2 separate regions of the Homo sapiens genome follow, and region 2 is linked to region 1. Evidence: chromatin contacts called from ENCODE Hi-C or POLR2A ChIA-PET data. All regions are on one chromosome and are shown on one strand. Each heading gives the region's core, a stretch centred on a gene start or an enhancer-like site at or near the end of the contact. The rest is flanking DNA. Distances are from core to core; before and after follow the strand shown.

The links. Hi-C counts contacts between places; a loop is a spot of excess contacts on that map. ChIA-PET counts read pairs that join two places held with the same protein, here RNA polymerase II (POLR2A). Pooled maps may share reads with other maps.
Region 2: a map of CD8-positive, alpha-beta T cell shows a loop between it and region 1 (7-fold over the local background). The contact joins two enhancer-like sites. A Hi-C loop is called at or near these places in 2 of 168 maps with a recorded cell type or tissue (CD8-positive, alpha-beta T cell and naive thymus-derived CD4-positive, alpha-beta T cell), 2 of 37 single-sample maps with no recorded cell type and 9 of 50 pooled maps. POLR2A ChIA-PET finds 5 or more read pairs at or near these places in 11 of 52 experiments (A673, AG04450, BJ and 7 more).

Annotation. Positions count from the first base shown.
Region 1 is chr13:45,365,887-45,372,925 of GRCh38, forward strand. It overlaps TPT1-AS1 (TPT1 antisense RNA 1), which reads left to right. Exons shown (of 11, transcript NR_024458.1): 4 at 4,194-4,296. Among named protein-coding and RNA genes, the nearest start is that of TPT1-AS1, 28 kb to the left of the region's middle. RefSeq lists enhancers at 1,587-2,093, 4,643-5,143, 5,144-5,644. Within about 2 kb of position 1,650, at least 12 of the 41 ENCODE cell types and tissues checked have a DNase peak (open chromatin) inside an H3K27ac peak, as active enhancers do.
Region 2 is chr13:45,307,945-45,314,085 of GRCh38, forward strand. No RefSeq gene overlaps it. Among named protein-coding and RNA genes, the nearest start is that of SNORA31B, 25 kb to the right of the region's middle. RefSeq lists an enhancer at 1,301-1,993 and a silencer at 3,837-3,896. Within about 2 kb of position 3,827, at least 4 of the 41 ENCODE cell types and tissues checked have a DNase peak (open chromatin) inside an H3K27ac peak, as active enhancers do.

The DNA of each region.
Region 1 (7,039 bases), core at 400-2,899:
TGGAGAAACCCCGTCTCTACTAAAAATACAAAATTAGCCGGGCATGGTGGCACATGCCTGTAATCCCAGCTACTCGGGAGGCTGAGGCGGGAGAATTGCTTGAACCTGGGAGGCAGAGGTTGCAGTGAGCCAAGATCACGCCATTGCACTCCAGCCTTGGCAACAAGAGCAAAACTCCATCTCAAAAAACAAAAACAAAAACAAAAAATAAAACATATCCAGCAGTAGGCCAGACACGGTGGCTCACCCCTGTAATCCCAGCACTTTGGGAGGCTGAGGCAGGTGGATCACTGGAGGTCAGGAGTTTGAGACCAGCCTGGCCAACATGGTGAAACCCCATCCTTTACTAAAAATACAAAAATTAGCTGGGTGTGGGGGCATGTGCCTGTAATTCCAGCTACTCAGGAGGCTAAGGTAGAAGAATCGCTTGAACCCAGGAGGCGGAGGTTGCAGTGAGCCGAGATCGTGCCACTGCACTCCAGCCTGGGCTACAGAGTGAGACTCCATCTCAAAAAACAAACATGGTGGCTCACGCCTGTAATCCCAGCACTTTGGGAGGCCGAAGCAGGTGGATCACCTGAGGTCAGGAGTTCGAGACCAGCCTGGCCAAGATGGTGAAACCCTGTCTCTACTAAAAATACAAAAATTAGCCAGGCATGGTGGTGGGCGCCTGTAGTACCAGCTACTTGGGAGGCTGAAGCAGGAGAATCGCTTGAACCCAGGAGGTGGAGGTTGCAGTGAGCCAAGATCATGCCACTGCACTCCAGCCTGGGCGACAGAGCGAGACTCTGTCTCAAACAGGCCAGGCGTGGTGGCTCATGCCTGTAATACCAGCACTTTGGTAGGCCAGGAGTTCAAGATGAGCCTGGCCAACATGGTGAAACCCCGTCTATACTAAAAATACAAAAAGACTGGCGTGGTGGTGGGCGCCTGTAATCACAGCTACTTGGGAGGCTGAGGCAGGAGAATCGCTCGAACCCAGGAGGCGAAGGTTGCGGTGAGCCAACATTGCACCACTGCACTCCAGCCTGGGCGACACAGCAAGACTCTGCCTCAAAATAAATAAACAAACAAACAAAAATATCTGGCAGCAATTTTCAAGCATTCAAAAGAGATGTGAAGGAAAAAAATTTGGCCGGGAGCAGTGGCTCACGCCTGTAATCCCAGCACTCTGGGAGGCCAAGGTGTGCGGATCACGAGGTCAAGAGTTCGAGACCAGCCTGACCAACATGGTCAAACCTGGTCTCTACTAAAAATACAAAAATTAGCTGGGCATGGTGGCACGTGCCTGTAATCCCAGCTACTCAGGAGTCTGAGGCAGGAGAATCGCTTGAACCTGGGAGGCAGAGGTTTCAGGGAGCCGAGATCACACCACTGCACTCCAGCCTGGGCAACAGAGGGAGACTGTCTCAAAAAAAAAAAAAAATAAATAAATCAGCATAGTAATTGATGAGGACAAGGACATTTTATTATCATGGGATTATGGGGACAAATGATTGCTGAAATCATAATTAGCTTTCTGGCGGGGGAAGATAGTAAGGTAGAAAGAGGAGAAATGGGTGTAATCAAAGGAAGTGGCAGAGAGAGATTAAAAAAAAAAAACAGGAAATGAGAACAAGAATATGACTAACAATGCCTGAGCCCCACCCACCCATCCTCAGAGTGGACTCCCTCTCTCAAAGGCTTGTGGGCACCTGCCCCCGAGCTGACTCACCCTGTTCAGTCATCACAGCTCACTGCAGTGATGAAGGCTCAGGTGATCCTTTCACATCAGCCTCTCCAGTAGCTGGGACTAAAGGCATGTGCCACCATACCTGGCTAATTTTTTGTTTTTGTTTTTGTTTTGAGATGGAGTCTTGCTCTGTCACCCAGGCTGCAGTGCAGTGGCATGATCTAGGCTCACTGCAACCTCCACCACCTGGATTCAAGCAATTCTCTGCCTCAGCTTCCTGAGTAGCTGGGACTACAGGTGCCTGCCATGACGCCCAGCTAATTTTTTTGTGTATTTAGTAGAGATGGGGTTTCACCATGTTAGCCAGGATGGTCTCGATCTCCTGATCTCGTGATCCACCTGCCTCAGCCTCCCAAAGTACTGGGATTACAGGTGTGAGCCACCGTGCCCGGCCGTATTTTTTGTATTTTTAGTAGAGACAGGGTTTCACTATCTTGGCTAGGCTGGTCTTGAACTCCTGACCTCAAGTGATCCACCCACCTCGGCCTCCCAAAGTTCTGGGATTACAGGCATGAGCCACTGTGCCCAGCCACCCGTCACCTGCTAGTGTAGACAAATGAATAAACTTAGACAAGCACATGGGCTCCCTCTATACCAGCCTAGACTTTGACACTGAAACTCCATGAGTCTGGGCCACTTCCTGCCACAAGTGTGAATGGAAAATAAATCATTTTCCAAGGAACCCAAAATCACTAAGCCAAGGAGTCAAGCTGAGAACTTTCAGGCAAACCTGCCCCCCATTTTATTTCCTAAATAAGAGAGCTACAAAGATTAAAAAAAAAAAAAAGCTACACACCTTGCTCATAATTTGCCCACAAGGAAATACCTAATTCCACAAGGAAGGGCTAATCAGAAACTCAACAGAATGCAACTGTTTGTCTCTTATCCACCTGTGACCTGGAAGCCCCGTCCCTCACCTCGAGTTGTCTCGCCTTCCTGGACCAAACCAATGTACATCTTACACATATTGATTGATGTCTCATGTCTCCCTAAAATGTATAAAACCAAGCTGTGCCCTGACCACCTTGGACACATGTGGTCAGGACTTCCTGAGGCTGTGTCACGGGCGTGTGTCCTCAACCTTGGCAAAATAAACTTTCTAAATTGGTTGAGACCTGTCTCGGATACTTTGGGTTCACATAAGGAAACAGGAAGCAGGGATCTGGTGTCTATTTCTTTTTCCAAGCACAATGTAAGCACAGTTCTAGGCTGTGTTTGTCTTGTGAGTCCTTCCTGGCTCCCCTCAGGCACTGGCTTTCTCTCCTCTCTCCTGCCTTCTCTTTCTGGATCCACCCTCCAAATGTTGGAGTTCCTTAGGGTTTGATTCTTGGAACTCTTCTGTGTTTATGTGTTCTCCCTAGATAGCATCATCCGTAAGTGACTTAAATAGCACTCATAATGCTTAAAAAAAAAAATTTCCATTTCTAGCCTGGACGTCTCTGAATTTCAGAATAAGGTAAATGAAGAATTCACCTTTATACACCTTAAGTTTGAAATGCCGGTGATTTATCCAACAGCCTCCTTGGTTTTGGTTTTAGCCGTATCACCGGCATCTCATTTAACTCAACGTATGCACATCTGAATTCTACTGACTCTCCTAAACTTGCACTCTGCTCCATCTCAGCCAATGGTACCACCCAGTTTCCTGAGCTAAGTGCCTTCTTTGACACCTTCCTTTCCAACACCACCTCACCTGATCTGTCACCAGTCCTGTCACTTGTTTTAAATCCTTGCACTGTCTCCCACCTCTGCACCTCTCCTCCTTGTCTCAGCCTGCTGTCTCACCCTTCTACTCTTCCTCCCTAAAGTCTGTAATCATCTAGCACCATCTTGTTAAAACATAAAAGATCATGCAGAGTCCCACTTAAAAGCTTACAAATATCTCATTGTACTTAAAATAAAGCTCAAATTCAGCAATGCCTAGAAGGCAGTGAGGAGTGGATAGGTATGAGAATGGCTGCTGATGTGGATTGCCTGGGTTTAAATCTTTTTCTTCCTTTTTTTTCCCCGCCATGACAGGATCTCACTCTGAGCGATACTCAGGCTGGAGTGCAGTGGCCCAATCATGGCTCACTCTAGCCTCTGCCTCCCAGTCTCAAGCAATCCTCCCACCTCAGCCTCCCAAGTAGGTGGGACTACAGGTGACACCACCATACTCGGCTAATTTTTGTACTGTTTGTAGAGACGGGGTTTTGCCATGTTGCCCAGGCTGGTCTCCAGCTCCTAAACTCAAGTGACCTACCTGCCTTGGCCTCCCAAAGTGCTGGGATTACAGGCGTGAGACACCGCGCCCGGCCCAGGTGCTTATTGTTAACTCCTGCTTCCTTAACCTCACCACAGTTTACACCCCGCCACTCCTGAGCACCGCACACCGGCTTCCTCCCAGTCCCTCATCTGAGAACTCATGAAGCCACTTGGAATCCCTCTCTGCTTTGCCTGGCTCATTCCATGTCAATTTCAGATCTTCACTTCAGGTCAGCTCCAAGGAGGCTATCCTTGCCCATCTTCCTAAAATAGAGCTCTCAAAACCTGGCTGTTTTCCTTCAGAGCACTGGCCTCCAATTGTAAGTAGATATTTATCTGTTTACTACGTGTCTCCATCACTAGGCGATACACTTCAGGAGGGGAGAATTTTTTGTTTTGGTTCTCTGCCATAAGAGTGCATGGTATTTACTAAGCATGAAATAAATAGTTGTTGGGGGGAAAAAGAATGAGTAAACGAATAAATGAAGTGTGGGAAACTCCTGAGGATGCAACTCTCTACCTAGCGGTGGCCAAAGCTACTGGATAAACCATGTATGTACCCATCTTTTTAACCTATGTGTGTTTTGCTAGAATGGAGTGTTCTAATTAGAAGTAAAAATTTGTTTGTTCTTTAATAGAATTTAATTTTTTTTTTTGAGCCAGTCTGATTCTGTTGCCCAGGCTGGAGTGCAATGGCACGATCTCGGCTCGCTGCAACCTCTGCCTCCCAGGTTCAAGCGATTCTCCTGCCTCAGCCTCCCGAGTAGCTGGGATTACAGGCACCTGACACCAGGCCCGGCTAATTTTTTGTATTTTTAGTAGAGACTGGGTTTTGCCCTGTTGCCCAGGCTGGTCTCAAACTCCTGACCTCAAGTGATCCACCCGCCTCGGTCTCCTAAAGTGCTGGGATTACAGGCGTGAGCCACCGCGCCCGGCCTTTTTTTTTTTTCTTCTTTTTTTAAAAATGTTTATCTGCAAGATCGAGACGGTATCTCACTATCTTGTTGGTTTCAAACTCTTGGGCTACAGGGATCCTCTCGCGTCGGCTTCCCAAAGTGCTGGGATTACGGGCGTGAGCCACCGCGCCCGGCCTATTAATAAAATCGGATGACCTTGCACTTTCTCAGTCAGCGAGTATTATTTACTACTCACCTCCACTTAGCAGTAGGGAGCTGTATTGCAAAGGGGGCTGATGAGCGCGGCTTGACGCCCCTACACACCCCGCCAAGGGGGTTGCTGCAGTTACGGTTTCGCCGAATGTCCGGCAGAGGGCGCTGCGAACACGCCGCTCCAGCCGCCGGGCAGGGGAGAGCGGAATGATATTCCCAATGACCGCAGTCAGAACCATCAGCGCATTCCTAGGACGCTTTCCAGCTGCTGGGTGGCTTCATACCCCGGTAAAGTGAATGGTTTCCAAGTTCCCGCTGAGTACTGGGATCTGGAGAGCTTTTGAAAAACACGGATTTCTGGGCGGCACTCTCAAAGATTCTGGTTCCATGGGAATTGGGCGGGCCCTGGACCCTCTTGAAGATGTTTCCTGTTGATTTTGATGATCAGGTTTGGGCCCCATTGGTGGGAACTCCCCAAGGCGACTAGGGAGCCGAAGGAGAGAGGAGGACACAAACCTGGTTTCCACTCCCAACCCTGTTGCTTTTTAGCTGCGCGATCCTTCTGTGTACTACCCCCCATGACAACTTGTAAAATGGAGCTAATGGTAAAGATAGGGCTAGGCCAGGCCCTGTGGCTCAGGCCTGTAACCCAGCATTTTGGGAGGCTGAGGTGGGAGGATCACCTGAGGCCAGGAATTCGAGACCAGCCTGGCCAACATGGTGAAACTCTGTCTCTACTAAAAATACAGAAATTAGCCAGGCATGTGGCATGCACCTGTAATCCCAGCTACTCGGGAGGCCAAGACACGAGAATAGCTTGAGCCTGGGAGGCAGAGGCTGCAGGGCTAGATCCCGTCTCAAAAAAAAAAAAAAAAAAAAGAAAAGAAAGAAAGAAATTTTGGAATTATCACTTTGGCTAAATGAATGACCATCATTTTATAGTGGCCTGTGATCCTAGGGTCTTAGGCACAGGGGATACAGCAATGAGCAAACATGCATTCTGATGAAGAGATGCTGACAATCACAACCACACAAATAAGCAAGATAATTTCCCATAGAGATAAGAGCTTTGAGGAAGCCAGAATGCAGGAATGTGATAGAAAGTGGCTGGCAAGAGGGAGCTGAGGCTGGTGGGTCCAAGAAGTCCTCTCCAGGGAGATGACATTTGAGCAGTGATCTGGACAATGAAAAAGCGCTGACTGCACCTCCAGGTGAGAAGAACTTACTGGGCTGAGGAGAAAGCAAGCCATCAAAAACCCCAAGGAGGGAGTTTGGTGTGTTCAGAGAACTGGAAGGAGGGAACGCCATGAAAGAGAGGCCAGTAGCATGTGCGGGGCAGAGAGGGAGCCGGCTTCTTAGCCCGTGGAGAGAGAAAGCAGGAACTAAAGCCAGCACCAACGGGAAGGGCTGCATCTGGAGAGAGAGGGAGAGCAGCTGCAGGTTGGTCAAGCTGCTGTAAGGCCCTGCCCAGGCCATACGAACACAGGGAGCTACTTTCCCTGTCCTCGGGACAAATGTCACAGAGGCAGAGAGGTCTGAGGGATGGGGGGATATGGAAAATAGTTGCATAACTTTAAGAGATGGGTGCCATTTAACTCATTTCACACAGGAGGCACTAAGCCAGAGCACACTGAATGATGGCCCCCATCTCAATTTCCTTCCAGCCCTGCTCCTTGCTTTCCTGCATCCATGCCACGCGATTTCCTGAATCCATGCCCCTCGCTTTCCCGCATCCATGCTCCTCGTTTTCCCGCATCCATGCCCCTCGTTTTCCCGTATCCATGCCCCTCGTTTTCCCGTATCCATGCCCCCCGCTTTCCCGCACCCGTGCCCCTCCGCTTTCCCGCTCCATGCCCTTTGCTTTCCCTGTGAGTTCTCAGGGCTCTATTTCCATTGAAATTAAAACCCAGTTCCCTGTAGAGTAACTGTCTATCAGTAGTTCGTGCCTAGTTTC
Region 2 (6,141 bases), core at 2,577-5,076, 56 kb before region 1:
AACTCCCTGATGACTTTTATTGATTCTTACTGTTTGATATAACTTGCCATTTGCTAGCAAGTCTGCTTGCAGAAAGAAATGAAGAAAACATTCCCAACCAGAAGGTGGAAAGCTTCTCCTTAACACATCAATTTTACAGTTGTGAGAGACAAATATGTTTAATAACACATATATATTATTAAAGATAGGACATTCTCCCCACCCCAACACACACCTCTTCAGAAATTATTTTCTGATCTACAGAAGGGGGAGCAATTTGTACTCAGGAAAATAAACTTCTGGTATGCATTTAAAAAGTGTTTCATGTATTGTTTCTTGGCCTTTTGGTTAAGATCAAGTGTAAAAAGTGATTCGTGTATGCATTCTTAAAACAGAAATGATTCCATTAAATAAGGTAAATTGGGCCGGGTGAGGTGGCTCATGCCTGTAAAACCCTGCACTTTGGGAGGCTGAGGTGGGCAGATCACTTAAGGTCAGGAGTTCGAGACCAGCCTGGCCAACATGGTGAAACACCATCTCTATTAAAAATATAAAAATTAGCTGGGCATGGTGGCAGACACCTGTAATCCCAACTACTCAGGAGGCTCAGGCAGGAGAATCACTTGAACCTGGGAGGCAGAGGTTGCAGTGAGCTGAGATCACGCCACTGCACTCCAGCCAGCTTCCAAGAGGGTCTCCTATGATCCCCAGCACCTGGAATTCATGCCCTTGGGTAGTCAGTCCCAGGGCTAACCATGTAACCATTAGGACATTGAGGAAATGATGTGCAGCTTCCAAAACTAGATCATAAACCATATTGTGGCTTCCACTGTATTTCCATTGGAGTTCTCACTCTGGAGGAAGCAGCTACCATATCGTGGGAGAGACTGAAACGGTCCAATGATGAGATCCAGGAGGTGAGGAAGCCTCCTCCCAGCAGCTATGTGAGTGAACATCCTGGAAGTGGATACCCCAACCCAGTCAGGTGTTCAAATGACTGCAGACACAGCCACCATTTCACAGCAGCCTCAACAAAGAGACCCCAGGCTCATACCATCTAGCCAAGAGGCTTTGAATTCTTGACCCACAGAAACTTTGAGATAATACATATTTATTATTCTTAACTATATTTGGGGGTTATTTGTAACACAGCAGTAGATAATTGATTCAGTGACTCACAGTAAACAAGGTGAAAGAGATTCAGATGTGGATTTGAAATAAAAGGGAGTCCCCGTATTGAGAATTTTTAACCTTTAGAACATATGACAAAGCTCTGTCGATTAGGTAGGGCTGATTTCACTCACTGTTCTCCTCTGTGAATGTACACATCCCCCTCATCCATACCGCTCTATGCACTAGACTGTAATTATACTATTCCAGGGATTGTCATTGTGCACTATCATTATAAAAATGCTGAGGGTGGGAGACAAGCTGAGAGCTGGGAGACGGGTCTTCCTACAAAGCAGCCCCAAACACAACTGAAAACAAGGTCAAGACTTCGAATCCAACAGTGAGCATTAGCCTAGCCATCTTCCAGTTCATACCAGTGGAACGGAAGTTATCAGTCCTGTGTTTCCAAAATGCTTTCCAGCAACAGGACCTCCAGGTGTTGAAACCATGCTGGGCTGAGTGCCAGCCTTTTGAACTGCAAATTACCCTGGGGTTCTGTGGGAAGCAAACTTGGGCGCCCTCTGGTGCCCTTCTGGTGAACTACACCACCCAAACATTAACAATTATTTTATCAACAGGTTAGTCATCTATGAGTTAAATTACTAAAGTCCCTTTTCTGTACATACACAGTAGATGCAGCAGCTGGGAGTATGATTTCCGAAAAGAAAAACCGTACCTACATACTTTTTTTTAGCCAGTTGCAGATATTTTTCTTATTTATTGGATTAATTTTTTTATAGAGATGGGGTCTCCCTTTGTTGCCCAGGCTGGTCTCGAACTTCTGGGCTCAAGCGATCCTCCCAGCTTGGCTTCCCAAAGTGCTGGGATTATAGGCGTGAGCCACTGCCCCTGGCCCGGATGTTTTTCATTCTTTTTTTTTTTTTTTTTTTTGAGACGGAGTCTCGCTCTGTTGCCCAGGCTGGAGTGCAGTGGCTGGATCTCAGCTCACTGCAAGCTCCGCCTCCCAGGTTCATGCCATTCTCCTGCCTCAGCCCCCCGAGTAGCTGGGACTACAGGCGCCCGCCACCGCACCCGGCTAATTTTTTTGTATTTTTAGTAGAGACGGGGTTTCACCGTGTTAGCCAGGATGGTCTCGATCTCCTGACCTTGTGATCCGCCCGCCTCGGCCTCCCAAAGTGCTGGGATTACAGGCGTGAGCCACTGCGCCCGGCCAATTTTTCATTCTTTACTGCATTTATTTTATCTATACCTTAGCAGGGTGCAACTAATGGGTTATGGTTATTGATTGATTGTACAAATTTTAATAGAACCCTTACAATTTCATCAGTCTAATTATGGGAAGCCTTAGAGAAGTGGCTGCAAAATTTGTTAAATTTCACTTGAGAGCTAGAATACCAATGCTTGACTCAACTCCTGTTTTCATGTTTGCTGGTTTCAGAAGCCCCTGAGGCAAGATTTCGGGTAGGAACTATCAGTTGTTTACCCTCCCCACCTAGCACCCACTATTTCATCATCTTCCCTGCCTTTGTCTGTCTTTTGGGTAGGAGAGGGCAGTCACAGGGCAAAGTATTCACAAGAAGATACAAAAGGGTGGCTGCAGATGCATACATGAAGAACTTTAAATGAAGACAATCTGTGATGATGCACCTGTGTTTTGCACATTACGTACTTAACTGCTGAAAGAATACGTTCATAGTAAACACATGCTAACCACTCTGGCCATGTCAGAATGCCTACACAATAATAACCGCATCAGACTTAATGTACCAACAGCCCCACTTCCATCCCCAACGGAATGCTTGGTATCTTTCTGCAAAGGAAAATTTGGAAGCAAGACTGCCTCTCTTTCCACTTAGCCAGCAGGAATTTCAATAATAAGATGCGGCAGCATCCATTGACTTTGTACCACCTGTCTTTTATTGTAAGTGTTCACCCTAACGGTTTTTATTAACGCTTTGGCTTCCGTCGCTAAGCAACGTGCCACGTTGGGGCTCTTCGCCAGACTACACCTGTACAAATGTCAGCCTCATTCTCCTGGCTCTGAAGGAAACGTGACCGTTCCCCAAACATGCTCTTTATGGTTGCTTCCTCCTGTTCTTTTTCTCCTTCCCTGAACCGCTCCCAATAGAGACAGGTTGGCGCTTCAGTGCATCTCAGATCCTCTGGCGCCCGGGCGCCCCCTCCCGGCGACACCTCCCGGCTGTGAGCGCGCGGGAAGAGGCCAGAGGCAGGGCCTCTCACCTGCTCGGACTGCAAACCACAAAGCGTCTCTTTTTTTTTTTTTTTTTTTTTTTTTTTTTTTTTGAGGGGCGGAGGTGGTCATTTTTATGTTCCCTGGGCAAAGCGAGCAGCCGTTTGGCTTATAAAATAGCAACGACTGCAGTGGCCCACACTGTCATCACGAAATGCCGCCTCTTGTCATGGTCCCCGGAAAACAGGGTTGAGGAGGAGGAGGAGGAGGAGGAAATGGATAATGCCGATGAGTTACTTTTTTTTTTTTTTAATTTGGGTATGTTCGAGTACATTCTGGTCTGAATGGCGGTGGAGGGGAAGGTAGAAAGGAGGCGTCTGCCGAGCAGCATCCGCGCGGAGCGAGCTGCGGTCCTCGGGACCCCGCAGCAGGAGCCACGAGCCCGCCCCGGCGTCCGAGCCCTGCAGGCGAGGCCAGGCTTGGCGCGGAGGGACCTCAGCGTCCGGGGAGCGCTCGCTGTCTTTGAGTTCCTGCTGCCAGAGCCGGGCCTCCTCTGCTCTCCGCAGCCTCGCAGGGAGGGCGCAGGGGCGAGTCCTGGGCGGGCAGGGCAGCCGCGCCCGCCAGAGAGACAAAGGCCAGGGGGTCTCTGGCCGCAGCACTTTCCAGCGCCGCCCGGTCCTCACACAGAAAACTCTTCTAGCTCTGCGGGTGCGGCTCTAAACGGTAATGTTTGCATTTTCTCTAGGGTGATCCGCAGAGGGGGCCAAGCCATAAGTCCCCTCCAAAAGTCTATATGTGTTCATCGCATGTTTACCAGAAGATTTGACACTACACCAAAAAGCACACAGACAAACACCTTAGAAGTATCACCGTAAAAACGGTTATCTTTCCAGCCAAAAGTCTTGAAATGTGTGGCTCCTAGCGGCAAGCAGCAATGGGATAGTCGCCAGGGTCCTTTTACCCTGTTTAGAAGGTTGGGGAGGCTGAAGAACATCGCCTGCAGGCCTGGTGGGGTGGCTGACGCCTGTAATCCCAACGCTTTGGGAGGCTGTGGCGGCAGATCACTTGAGGTCAGGAGTTCAAGACCAGCCTGGCCAACATGGTGAAACCCCCGTCTCTACTAAAAAAAAAAAAAAAAAAAAAGAGGCCGGGTGCGGTGGCTCGCGCCTGTAATCCCAGCACTTTGGGAGGCCGAGACCGGCAGATCACGAGGTCAAGAGATCGAGACCATCCTGGCCAACATGGTGAAACCCTGTCTCTACTGAATATACACGGCCTCCCAAAGTGCTGGGATTACAGGCGTGAGCCATGGCGCCCGGCCTTCTTTTTCATTTTTGAGACAGAGTCTCATTCTTTCTCCCAGGCTGGAGTGCAGTGGCATGATCTTGGCTCACTGCAGCCTCCGCCTTCCAGTTTCAAGCGATTCTCTGCCTGAGTCTCCTGAGTAGCTGCGATTACAGGCGGGTGCCACCGTGCCCTGCTTATATTTTATTTTATTTTTTATGTTATGTTATGTTATGTTATGTTATGTTATGTTATGTTATGTTATGTTATTTTTTGAGATGGAGTTTCTCTCGGTCGCCTAGGCTGGAGTGCAGTGGCGGGATTCGGCTCACTGCAACTTCCGCCTCCTAGGCTCAAGCAATTCTCCTGCCTCAGCCTCCCGAGTAGCTGGGACTACCGCTACACCACGCCCGGCTAATTTCTGTATTTTAGTAGAGAAGGGGTTTCACCATGTTGGCCAGGATGTTCTCGATCTCTTGACCTCGTGATCTGCTGGCCTCAGCCTCCCAAAGTGCTGGGATTACAGGCGTGAGCCACCGCACCCGGCCTTATTTATTTATTTATTTATTTATTTATTTATTTAGTAGAGATGGGGGTTTCACCATGTTGGCCAGGCTGGTCTTGAACTCCTGACCTCAAGTGATCTGCCGCCTCAGCCTCCCAAAGCGTTGGGATTACAGGCATGAACCACCCCACCCGGCCATACCCAGAGTTTCTTATTTTCAGATGAAACATTTTGCTTGATGCCAACATTCTTGTTAGATGTTTTTGTTTGTTTTTTGTTTTTAAGACAGGGTCTTACTTTGTCACCCAGGCTGGGGTGCAGTGGCATGATCTCGCCTCACTACAACATCTGTCTCCCAGGTTCAAGCGATTCTCCCACCCCAGCCTCCCTAGTAGTTGGGACTACAGGTGATGACCTCCATGCCCGGCTTTTGTTTGTTTGTTTGTTTGTTTTGTATTTTTGGTAGAGATGAGGTTTCACCATGTTGCCTACCAGTTCTGGGATTACAGGTGTGAGCCACCATGCCTGGTCTTGTTAGGTTTTAAAGCCCATATTGTTTTCTGATCTGATTTTTTGTTTTGTGCTTTATAAAGCAAATATTTATGAAGTATCCACAATGAAGTACCCACAAAATGTGTTCTTAAAGTGAAAGCTAAAATAGAGCCCTTGTCCCTGCTTTCATGGTCCTTCTGTTCTAATGGATGTCATTCTGATGGGGGCTACGGTAACAGCAAGTCAGGGTCTCACCCATCAGAAGGTAATGGTATGTCAGTCGGGAGGCGGGATAGAGTGTCGGGCACTGCTATTTAGATGGTTCTTTAGGAAAGCCCTTCCTGATAAGAGAGCAGAGACCCTAAGAAATGAGAGTGTAGGCTGGGCGCAGTGGCTCACATCTGTAATCCCAGCACTTTGGGAGGCCGAGGCAGGTGGATCATGAGGTCAGGAGTTCGAGACCAGCCTGGCCAGCACAGTGAAACCCCACCTCTACTAAAAATCCAAAAAAAAAAAAAAAAAAAAAATTAGCCAGGCGTGGTGGCACATGCCTGTAGTC